2 separate regions of the Homo sapiens genome follow, and region 2 is linked to region 1. A link is a loop called in an ENCODE intact Hi-C map of the cell type or tissue named here. Cell type or tissue: dorsolateral prefrontal cortex. All regions are shown on one strand. Links, peaks and the distances in the headings refer to the core of each region. The heading gives the core; the rest is flanking DNA.

What was found. Peaks named below come from ENCODE experiments on the same cell type or tissue, not always from the same donor. Only the 100,000 strongest peaks of a DNase experiment are listed, where the experiment ranks them.
Region 2: it touches region 1 in a loop (2.1-fold over the local background); 2 of 110 quality-filtered maps call a loop at or near these places.

What each region holds. Positions count from the first base shown.
Region 1 is chr3:42,368,829-42,376,692 of GRCh38, reverse strand. It overlaps a transcript of LYZL4 not described here. Among named protein-coding and RNA genes, the nearest start is that of LYZL4, 38 kb to the left of the region's middle. RefSeq lists an enhancer at 6,426-7,054. In dorsolateral prefrontal cortex, for the core only: no CTCF peak of the experiment used is centred there; a DNase peak (open chromatin) is centred at 4,722; H3K4me3 peaks cover 6 bases; H3K27ac peaks cover 2,793 bases.
Region 2 is chr3:42,274,243-42,280,462 of GRCh38, reverse strand. No RefSeq gene overlaps it. Among named protein-coding and RNA genes, the nearest start is that of CCK, 11 kb to the right of the region's middle. In dorsolateral prefrontal cortex, for the core only: no CTCF peak of the experiment used is centred there; a DNase peak (open chromatin) is centred at 2,622; H3K27ac peaks cover 3,723 bases.

The sequences.
Region 1 (7,864 bases), core at 1,742-6,741:
TAGGGCCAGGTGCTGCTCATATAGAGAGATCCGCCCCCGCCAGAGGAAACTGACTTTGGAGAATGAGTCACTCGTTGGGGTCTGGCCCTCAGCCATGTAAGCTCAGAAATTCAATCTTTTAAGTTCCAGAAGTTATTGGATGCTTGAATAAACAACCACTGAGGGACCTGAGAACAAACTGGAAAGAAAATTGACTAATTCTGAGCAGTCTGGAGGTTCACATCAGCCAGATGAGCACATGTTCTCCCTGGAGGCATTGATCTTGGGAAGCCATGTTATCCCAGAGTGGCTTCCTACCCAGGAACTGGCAATGAAGGGCTATTGATGTAAAGTGATGTTTTAATGGCCCCAGGCTTCCCAGGGCAGAGGGTGGGGGGGCACCAACAATGTTCAGCCTCTACTTCCCCACCTTCAGGCTTCCCTGGTCAGCCATGGCCTCCATCAATGGTCCCATTCTCCCTGCGAAGGGTGGATTCCACTGCAGGCCTGGAACTTGTTCTTGGGCCTCTGCACTTCTGCACATTCCTTAATGAGCTGATTTTATGGCTTAACTCTCAGGACATCCTTAATTCCTTCATTTCCACAACCTTGAGGGGTCTGTTTTAGTCGCCCTTATGTGGGTAGAATCTTGGTTTTGATGGCACATGAAGGTGGGGAGGATTGTGGATTTGGGTGGCAGGCGGTGCCATTCTGAGTAGTGTGATAACAGGAGTCACTGTGAGGTGCTGTCGATACACACCTCAGAATCATTAGCTCCTTTAATCCTTCCCACAATCCTGTAAGGAAAGTACTAGTATATTTCCCAATTGACTGAATTCATTCCATCTTTATAACAATGTCTTAAAAGAACATCCAATGTCCCCGCTCCTGCTTTCTGCTGCTGCTGGTGGAGCCTGAAGATAAAGAGGGGGAGTCAAAGGGCTAAAGAGAAGCATAATATATTCTTTAATAAGGAGAACTCTGATGAGCATATTCCTCATGCTTTCTTGTTCATATTACAGAGCATATTTTCATGAATGTGTTCTCCTTATGCCTCCTCAGCCCCCAGCCTGCCTCTCTAGTCCTGTCTCCCCGGCTCTTCCCTCAGCTTCCCTCTCTCTGGGTACTTCAGTCTTCAGTCGAAGAGCAGAGTGCTAAGGCAGACACAAGTTGCATATTTCATAAAATCCTATTATGTAGACAAGATGAAAGCTGGCTAATGAGAACAGAATACTTAAAAGAATCAGATAATTTGGTGGCTCGCTCATTTGGCAGGATGGCTCCCAGTGTACTGGGCAAACTTAGCCATTTGGCTTGACTTTTGACTGTCTTTAGGTAAAGTAACCAGGGCTTGTTTTCCAAATAAGGAAAGCAGAAGCTAGAGAGGCTGAGGAAGTTGCTGGATGTCACAATAACAACGGTTAGATCGACTATTCTACAAAAGTCTGTCTGAAGCTGAGTTGGTGTCTTTGTGCCATTCAGCAGGATAAGAGCACAGGAGAGAAGACAGGATAGAACTCAGAATGGCTCTTGGTGTAGCTGAAGAACTGCTTGTGGAGGCGGGGGGATCCTTGATTTTTAGGCACCAAAAAGTCAGATACTAGGCCAGGTACAGTGGCTCACACCTGTAATCCCAGCACTTTGGGAGGCTGAGGTGGGCGAATTGCTTGAGCCCAGGAGTTCAAGACCAGACTGGGCAACATGGTGAAACCTGGTCTCCACTAAAAATACAAAAAATTAGCTAGGTATGGTGGTGCACCCCTTTAGTCCCAGCCACTCAGGGGAGCTGAGGTGGGAGGATGGGTTGAGGCTTCAGTGGGCTGTGATCATGCCACTGCACTCCAGCCTGGGCAACAGAGTGAGACCCTGTCTCAAAAAAGTTTTAAAAAAAGTCAAATACTATGAATGCCAGAAAGGAGAGAAAATAATTGAGGAGCAATTAGAAAAACTTAATTTATTGTAAGAAAATACACAATGCAAGGTGTGATGCTCTGTGGCTCCTGTCACTTGGCACCAGTGGCGAGGATACAGCAGGGACAGGTGGGGACTGAGGTGAGCTGAAGGGAGGGCCGTATCAGTGTTGTTGATTCTGTAATTTTTCAAAAACAGCTAGAAATCCTGATTTTGATATTAAATCTCCCAAGTCGTAAGTGTAACTTCAAATTAATTCATACTGGCTCAGGATATCGGTGGCCTCGACAGTTGGTTGGCATGAAACCATCACTAAATCCCAAAGCTGGGTGAAAAGTACTGTGCTGTGGGGGATGAAAATTCTGACTACAGTGAAGAATAGATGAAGAGGTCAAGAAGTACTTACAAGAATAACATTTTACCACTAAAAAGAAATCCATTTCAACTATGTCACCCCCTGCACTTGGAGTGAATAATTTAAAGTACAGGTTTTGGAACCAGAAAAGTCTGTTGCTGAATCCCAGCTCTACCACTGATTTGCTCTGCAACCCACAGCAAATCGATCAACCTTTCAGTGCCTTTGTTTCCTCACACCTTAATTCCTGAGCTTTCAATGCAATAAGATATATGAAAAGCAAGATAAGGAGCAGATGGAAGGTTCTTAAACAATGGTACTTGCTAAAATAGCAATACTGAGAATTATCATTGTGATAATAATGATAACTATTATCAGTAAATTTATAAACCTCGAGGAACGCTCTACTGGGAACTCGGTTTCTAAAAGTTATTTTCCTGGGTGTTTTTTCCATGAGGATGATGAGGCATTTTGGTCTTACTTTTTCATTTCATTATCCTTACATTTAGAAGTCACAAAGCCTAACCCATATATATATACATATTAGCAAATATATACATGTATTTTTATTTCTGTCTGCAAAGCATTCAGGGAACTCAAGTAATCCATTGAAATTCAAACCCAGTGGGAATTTCTGACACTGGACTTTAACAGCTTAAGGCATCTCAAAAAGCTTCTATCTACTGACCTTTAAGGGAAGGTGTGCTTTGGGAGGATTCACACAGAATTCAGCCACTTTCTGATGCACAGGGCTTCTTAATTCCATTCTTCATCCCTTCCTGATTGTGCATGTCTTAGTGTGCTATTCAGCTTAGCCCAATCTGTAGTCATTGCCGGCAATGAGAAAAGTGGTCGTTCTTAAGGTTCTCCCCCAAGGACCTGCACACACACATGCACACCCTCCCCCACGCCCATGCTATGGCTAAAGCTAAACAGCTTGTACTAAGAGCTGGGTAAGGGTGTGTGTGTGAAATAGTAACCCTTGTGTTTTGGAAAGAGTAAGAAATTCTCTCAACACAGTCCCATGTTGCCCTAGGTCATCCCAATAGAGAGAAAGCTGATCTGCTACAAATGTGGCTGGCACCCAGGAATATAGGGTTTGGGGCTTCCAAGGCAGCTGATGACAAATGTCCAGGACCCTCACCTCATTCCTGACTCAGTTTCCACCTCCCCAGGCTCTCCGCACCAGCTCCAAGCTTTTAGGTTTTGCATCCTAACTCTTTTTTTGTTTTTATTTTGAGACAGAGTTTTGCTTGTCCCTCAGGCTGGAGTGCAGTGGTGCAATCTCAGCTCACTGCAACCTCTGCCTCCAGGGTTCAAGCAATTCTCCTACCTCAGCCTCCCGAGTAGCTGGGACTACAGGCACTCGCCACCATGCCCTGCTAAAATTTTTTTTTGGTTTTTGTGGAGACAAGGTCTCACCATGTTGGCCAGGCTGGTCTCAAACTCCTGACCTCAAGGGATCTGCCCTCCTCAGCCTCCCAAAATGCTGGGATTACAGGCATGAGCCACCACACCCAGCCATGCATCCTAATTCTAGCCCAGTTCAGACATAGTATGACAGCCCTGGTTTCTCCTGATGAGCTTTGGACCCTTGTAATACATGCTGTGGGTGCCCCACAGTGATCTTTCCCATGCACATGGACCCCATATGTCAATTGCCAGCAGCTGCAACTTGCTGCCCAAAGCAGGCTTTCTCAGGCTTCTTAAGCCCATTAAGCTGTTGCAAAGAGCAAGTTGTGCTGGAAAGTTAAGCCCCACTCCCCAGCAGCCATGACCACTGGTGGGTGGGAGTTGGGGTGGATAAATACCTCAACTTCCTCACCCTTTGCTGGGGGGGACAATGCTGAGGCATGCTCCACCCTGACTCTTAAAGGTGCCCAGTGGGACTGAACTCTCACTGTTCTCAGGGTAACCTACACATTAAAGCCTGCTGCATCACTGTCTTCCTTTCTGTAACTCACTTCCCCACTGTCATACTGGTGTTTCCCAGAATCACCTCCAAATCAACTCCTTGTCTCAGGGTCTGCCTCTGGCAGCCCTCTTTCTTATTTTATGCAGTAACACAGTATTCACTAACCATCACTATATGTCAGACACAGTATTCATCTCACATCAACTCTTTGAGGCAGGTGCAGTGATCACTCGCACCTGACAAATGAGAAAATGGAGCCCACAGAACCAGCAAGTGGCAGAGTTAGGATTTGAATTCGAATCTTTCTGGTTCCAAAAGTCTTTCCTATCCCATCACATGATGCTCACCTGATTCTTTTCACTCTGGGTCTCTCCCCTGCCTGACCAAGCCCTGGCTACCAGGACAGAAATGGACGTGGCTGACCAGTTACTATGACACCAATTATCACCAGAAGTAGGAAATTGTAGTTCAGGAACCAATTGTGCTGAGACAGCTGGCTCCAGCCCACAGAGGCAGGCAGCACTATTATTTTAAGAATCCTCCTGGCCACAGAATAGCAGCCTTTGTGACTGTGGAGGTTGGCACAGGAACGGTGATGCCCGCCCTATTAACAGGCTGTGTAGGAAGACCCAATGGAAAAACCCAGCTTGGAGGCTCTCTAGTCTGTTTTGCCATGGAAACTTCTACTACTTGTAAGGAATAGAGAACTGACAATTTGGAAGTCTGGAGTCCAGTTCCCATCCTTCCCTTTATTGTCTGCATGGGTTTCAGATTCCTGCTTCCCTACACCAAACCTCAGTTTCATGGATTATATGTACTGAGCCTGCAAGCATAGGCCATTGTGGTCCCATCAACTGTAACATTAAGAACTGAGTGAATTTTAAGTGTTGGGTGCTTCATTTGGATGTTTCTCAATAATATTTGGTCTGTGGTTGACACCCAGGTCTTGGCAGTTGTCCAAGACCCAACTTCATCTTTGGACAAGGTGAAAAAATCATGGCTATGTTTCATCCAGATCAAAAGAACCACGTGATTGGCCAGGAATATATTTCTATTATGTACTCAGATTCTAGAAAAGATGGGCATTTGTTCATTCCTGCATTCAAATAACCCTTTAGAGTACACCCTTGTTCCAGGCCCTGAGCTTGGCATATGAATGCAAAAGTAGACAACACAGGACCCTTGATTTCAAGTGTCAGGAAATCCCACTGGAAAGTGATTAATGGGGATGAGTGACATTGAAAAAGATTTGGGATTTCTCTGCCACCCCTGAGTGCTGGTCTCCATAAATTCTCCTCTAGTAAGGCAATAAACCACAGCAGCTCTTTAGAGAAAGATAGGCACCATCCAGACTAGGACAACTAGGGCAAGTGCATCCAGTATTACAGAGGGGAGATGGGAGTTCCAGGGGAGAATCAGGAAGGACTTCCTCGAAGAGGTGATGTTTAGAAGATTCACAGGACTCAGCAGTTGAAGATAGAGAGAATGCTGCCACCAGACCAAATGTGTGCAAAGTCCTCCAGGGAGGAAACAGGGAAACCTGTTCAGGACACAGGTTGTTTCGGTTGGATGCAGCCGAGGCTCCCTAAAGACAAAAGGAGATGGGGAAAAGGCTGGAAATGACCATTCAGATCGTATGAGGAAGGTTCTGAATTCAGATGGAGGCATAGTCAATTCTGGAGAGGAGATTTAGTAGACGAACTCTACCAGTCAGCATTCTGAGTTGCAAGCAACAGAAATCCATTCCCACTAACTTTAGCAAAGAGAGGAATTTATTAGAAGAATGTAGTAAAGCCTGAAGATTTGAAAGAAAAGCTGACTAAGTGGGCCTCAGAAGATACAAGTATCGGGACATGTAGAAGGAAATAGTGGTAGTGAGTAATGAGCAGTGTATTAGTTAGGTATTGCTGCAATAAAGCTGCCTAACAAATAGTCCCCAAATCTTAGTGGTTCACAACAACAAACATTTCATTTTTCTTTTTCATTGGCCTGGAGATTGGCTGGCATGACTCTACTTCAGGCCACAGCTGAGTTTAGGTCTGTAATACGTATCTCTTTGTTCTCCCTGGACCAGGGGCTACCTGGGACTTTTATTTTCATAACAGAGGGCAGAAGAGCAAGCCAAACCACAGAAGAATATTTAAGGCCTGTGTTCTGATCAGGCTCAGTAATATTCCCTTGGCCAGGGCATGTCCTGGAGAAAGAGAAGGAAAAATAAGGAGGTGGGAGTCCATGGTTGGGGGTGGGTGGTGTCTGTGTGGGAAGGGGGTGGGGTTTCAAGGGAAAATGCTGTAACTACTAAATAGGGGCAGTGTTGCCAGTGGGATTGCAGTATACTGAAGTCCAGCAAGCCAGCTAGAGTCCCTTCCTCTACTCAGAATCTTAGTGACTCCAGAACTCTAGTTACTCCAGGTTTTCCTTACATCTGATGATGGATGCAGAACATCCTGGAAGTGTTAATATTATCCCCCAGCTTCACAGCGTGGGAGCCCCTGGAGTCTTTGTTTTGTTTTGTTTGAGATGGGGTCTTGCTGTGTTACCCAGGCTGGATTTGAATTCCTGAGCTCAAGCAGTCCTCCCACCTCTATCTCTCGAGTAGCTGGGATTACAGGTATGCATCACCACGCCCAGTACATATTCCTGCTCAGACCCAGGTGATAAAACTGAACTCGAAGGGAGCAGCCTGCATCCCCAAATGCTTGCATGAAGCCTCAAGCCTTGTGGCCCCCCAGAACTGACCAGGGTCCCAAGAGATCAGATCATGCAGGGGTTGTGGGGTAGGGGAGTTAAAACCTCTTTTCTGGATCCAAGTCGAAAGCATTCCACTTGCCATTGCCCCTCCGGATGGGGAGCAAAGCTCCCAAAGTTTGATGCTGAAGCCATCAGCCCTCCCCAACTCTGTGTCTGGGCCTCCGAGAGCCTGGGGTTCCTCTGGGAGGACAGCTTGGCGACTGCATCCTGCTAGGCGCTGCACCTTTGGCTGCTCTCTAGTTCAAACATAAAACTTTTTATTCCAACTGGTGATTTTCCTCTCTTGGCCAGGGCCAAGTCTTCTGTTTCTATAAGCAGAGCCCTGGTTGCTAGGTGACAGCCTCACTTCAGGTTCCAGAGGCAGCTAAAGCAGAAATGAACCAAAGAGATCTGAAGCCTTCACTTTAAAGACAAAATATGAAACCAAAAGAGAAAATAAGACCCTAAATTAATTGGAGAGTTACATAACAACCAGACATTGTTCTGATGCCCTCCCTACCATGCCGCCAAGACCAGTAGGATATATTTAAATGTATTATTTTTCAAAATAGGAAAAAAGTAGGAAGTTAAACTGATAAATATAGTTGGCTTTTGACTGAGAAAGGAAACTTCTAATTACATAGCTTTTCTAAGCCCCACAGATCAGATCTATACCTTCATTAGGCTTTGAGTCTTTGTGGAACTTATTAAAACAATTAAATCTGCAGAGAACTGCAGCCATCAGCATTTCTCACAGCTGTGCTGGGGATTTAAGCTTTTCATTAAAATTGGATGGAGGCTTGCAAATCAATAAGAAATAGATGAACATTCCAAGTGAAAAACGAGTAAAGAATGTGAATAGGCAATTCACAATAGAACCACAAGTGGCCAATAAACAAATAAAAAAATTGCCAAACTCATTAGCAGCTGAGGGAGTACATTAAAACAATAACGAGAACACATTTTTAATCTAC
Region 2 (6,220 bases), core at 1-5,000, 94 kb after region 1:
TGAGTGTCTGCAGCTTTTCCAGGTGCACAGTGCAAGCTGTCAGTGGAACTACCATTCTGGGGGCTGGAGGACAGTGGCCCTTTTCCCACAGCTCCTCTAAGCAGTGCCCCAATGGGGACTCAGTGTGGGAGCTCCAACCTCACATTCTCTTCCACACTACCCTAGCACAGGTTCTCCATGAGGGCTCCACTCCTGCAGCAAACTTCTGCCTGGACGTCCAGGCATTTCCGTACATCCTCTGAGATCTAGGCAAAGGTTCCCAAACCTCAATTCTTGACTTCTGCGCATCCCCAGGCCCAACACCACATGGAAGCTGCCAAGGCTTGGGGCTTGCACCCTCAGAAGTCATGGCCTGAGCTGTACCTTGGCCCCCTTTAACACCAGCTTGAGCTGGAACAGCAGCAGCTGGGATGCAGAGTGCCAAGTCCTGAGGCTGCACAGAGCAGCAGGGCCCTAGGTCCAGCCCACAAGACCATTTTTCCCTCTTAAGCTTCCAGGCCTGTGATAGAAGGGGCTGCCACCAAGATCTCTGACATGCCCTGGAGACATTTTCCCCATTGTCTTGGCTGTTAACATTTGCCTCCTCATTACATATGCAAATTTCTGCAGCCAGATTGAATTTCTGCTGAGAAAAATGGGTTTTTCTTTTCTATTGCATCATCAGGCTGCAAACTTTCCAAACTTTTATGCTCTGCTTCTGTTTTAAACATCAGTTACCATTTCAAAACATCTCTTTGTGAACACATAAATCCGAATGCTTTCAGAATAATCCAGGTCACATCTCGAATGCTTTGCTGCTTAGAAATTTATTCCACCAGATATCCTAAATCATCTCTCTCAAGTTCAAAGTTTCACAGATCTCTAGGGCAGTGGCAAAATGCCACTAGTCTCTTTGCTAAAGCACAGCATGAGCAAATTTTACTCCCGTTTACAATAAGTTCCTCATCTCCATCTAAGACCACCTCAGCCTGGACTTCATTGTTCACATCACTATCAGCATTTTGGTCAAAACCATTCAACAGGTCTCTAGGAAGTTCCAAACTTTCCCACATCTTCCTGTCTTCTTCTAAGCCCTCCATACTGTTCCAACCTCTGCCTGTTACCCAGTTCCGAAGCTGTGTCCACATTTTTGAGTATCTTTATAGCAGTACTCCACTCCTGGCACCAATTTACTATATTAGTCCATTCTGACACTGCTATAGAGACACCACCTGAGACTGGGTAATTTATGAACCAAGGAGGTTTAATTGACTTACAGTTCTACATGGCTGGGGAGGCCTCAGGAAACTTACAATCATGGCAGAAGACAAAAGAGAAGCAAGGACCTTCTTCACATGGTGGCAAGAGAGAGAAGTGAGAATACAGGAAAAAACTGCCACTTTTAAAACCAGATCTTGTGAGGATTCACTCACTATCACAAGAACAAAATGGGGGACACGGCCCCCATGATCCAATCACCTCCCTCCTTCAACAGGTGGGGATTACAGGTCCCTCCCTCGACATGTGGGGATTACAATTTGAGATGAGATTTGAGTGGGGACACGGAGCCAAACCATATTTTAGGGGCCCCTAAAGAAAGGATGAGGGTCTGAATGTTGGGGTAAGGCCACCCCTGAGGGAACATTAGGGGCCATGAAACATTCAGCAAATGGTTTATCAACTTGTATAAAAGCAATCTTCTCAACCTGCAAAGATAAGTCTTAGTGTTCACATCCACACATCAGTCCCTGGCCCCTGGCCGAAGTAAAATCTCCAAAGCCAAACACCTGCCCCATTTATCAAGGATCCTAGGACTGTGCAAGTCTCTTAGCCACGTGGCCAGCAGGAGATTCATTGCCTGTGGACAGGGGTAATACAAGTGAAGAATATTTTAAACTCTGGAACATGTCTCAAGTTGATGGAAGCTGAAAGTTCAACCATTGTAGCTTGCATTTTCCCATAAGTAGATGCTGAGCAAAAGCTTTGAGGGCCAGTGATTTATTTGGGAGGTGATCCCAGGAAACATAGATATGAAAATGAAGAAGTGAGACAGGGCAGAGAATTTCCACCACTAAAGGGCACATTTCTGCACATGCTACCATCAAGGGCCACTGGAGTTGGGTCCTACTGGGGAACTCCAGGAGCCAACATAGAACATGGCCTGTGAACCTCTGGAAGGATGGGAGAGCTGAGTTAACTCTCCACCAATTCCCATTAGTTATTGGTTGAGGGCTGCTCCCACAGGGCAATAATCCTCCAACACTTGAAACCTGGGTCCCCACTCCAGAAAGAACACTGGAGCAAAGAGTCACAGGGGCAGGGAGCTGGAAGTCAGGCCAACCCTGGAGAATAGATGTGGGCAGGGCACCCAGCATCTGATAAAGCATCTATGTTAATATTTGCAGGCCTGCTGTGTAAAGGCAAGCTCTTCCCAATCACACTGCCTATGGTATGGTCCTTTTTAAAGCAAGAAAGAAAATAGTTACGAGCAGAAGAAAAAGAAACATAACACATCCATGAAACCAGCAGCATCTCTAAACCAACCCTGTAGGGCCATCTGTGTCTTCTCAAGGAAAACAGATTGCTTTGTAAGTTCCAGGGCTTTGGCTGATAACAAACCCCGCTCCTGGCTTCTGATTTTCTCGGCTGTGTGCACAGTACATGCGTATGCCTTTAGCAGCCTGGCACCTCTCGCAGCAATTAGGGCTGCCAAGAAATAGCTGCACTTTCTCTCCTGCTCTCTGCATCCATAATTTATCTTTAAAATTAGCATCTCATCATACAAGGGGTCGTCCACAGGGAGCCCAGAATAAACCTCCTGCAACTTTATCGTTTTAGTGGACTTGAGCTTTTAGTGTTGTTTTCCCTCTGCTTTTACCTCAAGAAGCCACTGTTCTCATAAAAGAGAGTGAGTGATGGCACTCCGGAGCCTTGGGATGGACTTACATAACCGGGATAGTCCCAAGATGCCTGTCACCTCTATACCACCCTCCCATGGGCTGTTTCTTCCTCAATGTCTTATTCAGAGACCAGCCTTTTTGTTCTAAGAGCTGAAAGTGGAAAATGACCAAAAATGCAAATTTTCTTGATCCTAAGGCCTCATCTCACATGGCTGTAGTTTAGCCCCTTCAGACCTCACAATGTTCTAGGGACTGATTCCTATCCACCTCATTTGACAGTTGTACAAATGCAGGGTCACAAAACCACAGTTACTTGCTCTAAGTTACACAGAGAGTGGATGGGAGACCTAGGACTCAAATCTAGTATCATTTTCACTATGAAATTCCCAGGGTCAGAGAGGAAAGAGAACAGTGTCTGGCATGGAAAAAAGAACATATTTCTTGAGCATTTCTCCAGGGCAAAATATTTGTATGTCTTGGTGTACATGTTTCCCCAAAACCAAGAACAAAAGAGTTACACTTGTGTGTTTTTGCAGTTTGAGAATGTAATAGGGTCTTTCCTGAGGTTTGTGCTTAGGGGCTGTGGGAGACACTGTTGATGCTGCACCCCAGGGCCCCTCCACCCACTCTGGTTCACCTGCAGCTGCAGGAGACTATTTCAAGACAGGCTTCTGTCTTCCCACACTGAGTAGCAGCACCTTTCTCCTCTGCCTGTCTTAGCACTAGCAGGCCTCTCCCAACCCTGCCTGCTGGAGTAACCCTCAAACAATAGGAGGTAGAGGCCATGGATAAATGCTCCAGTGGGACAATTCTAGGGCATTCATCTTCTCAAAGGAGCCCAGGCAGGACTGAGCCCCAGTTGTCACCAGCAGTCACCTGCTTGTTAACTCACAAGTTATTGACTTTTCTCGCTTTCCTGTCTCACTTTCCACCTCCTCAGTTCAGCTCTCTGGGGTGCTCTCCCAAATATACCACCTGCATCTAGGTCTTCATCTAACAGTCTGGTTTTCTTGTGGGGTTGTGGGGAGGTATGCAAAGCAAGACAGAGACCCAAAATGTAAACCAAGATTCTTGTTTGAAGACTGAGTCTCTTTCCTCTCAACTTCAAGCTCCAGCAACTTACATAAGAAATGCAATCTGGCAGATAAAAATCACTTTCTCACTCCTCTTCAAGTTCTCAGTAGACCCTGCACCCAGCACTCAGAAGCCCTTCATTCATCTGGAGGCCCGTCTGTTGCCAGCCATCTCTGGGGATGTTGAGGAAGATGGTAAACAATCTCCTTCCTTTGCTCATCATTCTGGATGCTAGGAAAATATGTGCACAGACCCCTCATTTCCAAGCTGCCAACTTTTAGCATTTCATTTCGTTGCACATGCTGGAGGTTCATGCTATTCCTTAAGGAATGGATGTTTTAAAAATCTAAATAGAACTTTTACTTTCATGGTAAAATTCCTGCCATCCAAATACCATTTCTCTTCAGCATGACATTTTTTTCTCTTTTTCTTGTGGTGACTTTCTCCACCAACATGCCCTTTGGGCACTGCTCAGCATTATCCTTATGCAAAGTAGCCCCAGACTTGCTTTTTCTAAAACCCTGGACCTCCAGAGAACTTCCCACGCTGGCACTGTCCACCTCCCTGCTGAAATCTGGGAACTTGCTTTCTACCCTTGGCTCTTAGGCTTGTCTAGGAGAAGCCAAGCACAGGTTGATTGGTGTGGTCTGGCCTAATGGTCAATAGTTAGCACAGTGAGGAGGAAGAACAGATGTGTTCAGTGATCTTTCTACACCACTTCTCTGTCTTGGTGACCATGTTCTGGCCCCATTCCCCTAGACCCCCACACTGCATCCCATTTTGCTGGAGCCCCTGCCTTCAATCCCTGATCCAAACTTTTGCTCTTCTACTTTCCCTATGTTGAGTTATCATGGCAGGAAACAGGTGGAGTGTGATGTCCATACTTTTAAGATCTGGATTCCTATCCCCATCTGACTCCACAACCACTTTTGACAACAGATATTTCACACTCTTCCTTTATCATCCTAAAATGGCATTTATAGTGGTTATAATATACCTACTAACAAAGGCTGTCTCCTTGACCAAACTCTAGCCAGGTTCCTCTGAGCCCTTCTCAACTAGGCCCCAACCTTGGCCTATAAAGACTTGAACAAGCACTAACATAGTTCCTAACAGCTCAAGGCCACATTCTTAGGATACCTCTACCTTCCTTCCCTCTTAAAGTGCCTCCCTGAGAAAACTCAAGGTCGCTAAAAGAATTTACTGTAAGAGCCTGACTTTGAAAAGTACCAGTTTACAAGCCCAGATGGGTTTCAAATGGACCATTGCACCCCCCACCATCACCTGTGTCCCACTTTTTGTAATTTTTCATTTTCCTGACTCTATTGAAATCCTGCTTAACCTCCTTCCTATTCCCTCTTCTCCCTTTAAAACATCCGGTCACCTCTCTACAAATTCAAATTGCATTCAGTTCACGCTTGACTCTTTTCCCTATTGCAATAAAATATCACTGATTAAAACCTGTCCTTATCACCTTAACTACTGTCCAGTTTTGTTTATCTTTGATGCTATACCCACGATATTTTTAAAAATCAATATAATGCCCAAATATAATATAAATATTGATATGGTTTGGCTCTGTGTCCCCACTCAAATCTCATCTTGAATTGTAACTCCCATAATTCCCACATGTCCAGGGAGGAACCCAGTGGGAGGTGATTGAATTATGGGGGTGGCTCTTTCCTGCACTGTTCTGGTAACAGTGAATGGGTCTCATGATATTTCATGGTTTTAAAAAACGGGAGTTTGCCTACATAAGCTCTCTCTTTGCCTGCTGCCATTCATGTAAGATGTGACTTGCTCCTCCTTGCCTTCTGCCATGATTGTGGGGCTTCCCCAGCCACTTGGAACTGTAAATCCAATTAAACCTCTTTCTTTTGTAAATTTCCCAGTCTCAGGTATGTCTTTATAAGCAGTGTGAAAATGGACTAATACAAATATAAAATACATTCTATAATAAAAGGGCTGAGAAAAAAAAAGATAAAGATGCTCTCTTTGACAGTTGGGAACAACTGCCAAAGAGAGCAACTTGGCAATATTCACCAACATGCTAAATGTACATATGCTTTAACTCAGCAGTTCCACTTCCAGAAACTCATCCCATAGGTAAACTTGTGCATGTACAGAATGATGTATATTCAAGAAGCATTGGTTATAATTGGAAAATATTGGAAGCTACTTAAATTTCTATGAATAGGGCCCTGGCTAGATGAATTCAGGTACACCCATACAATGGAATAGTTTACAGATATTGAGGTAGAATTATG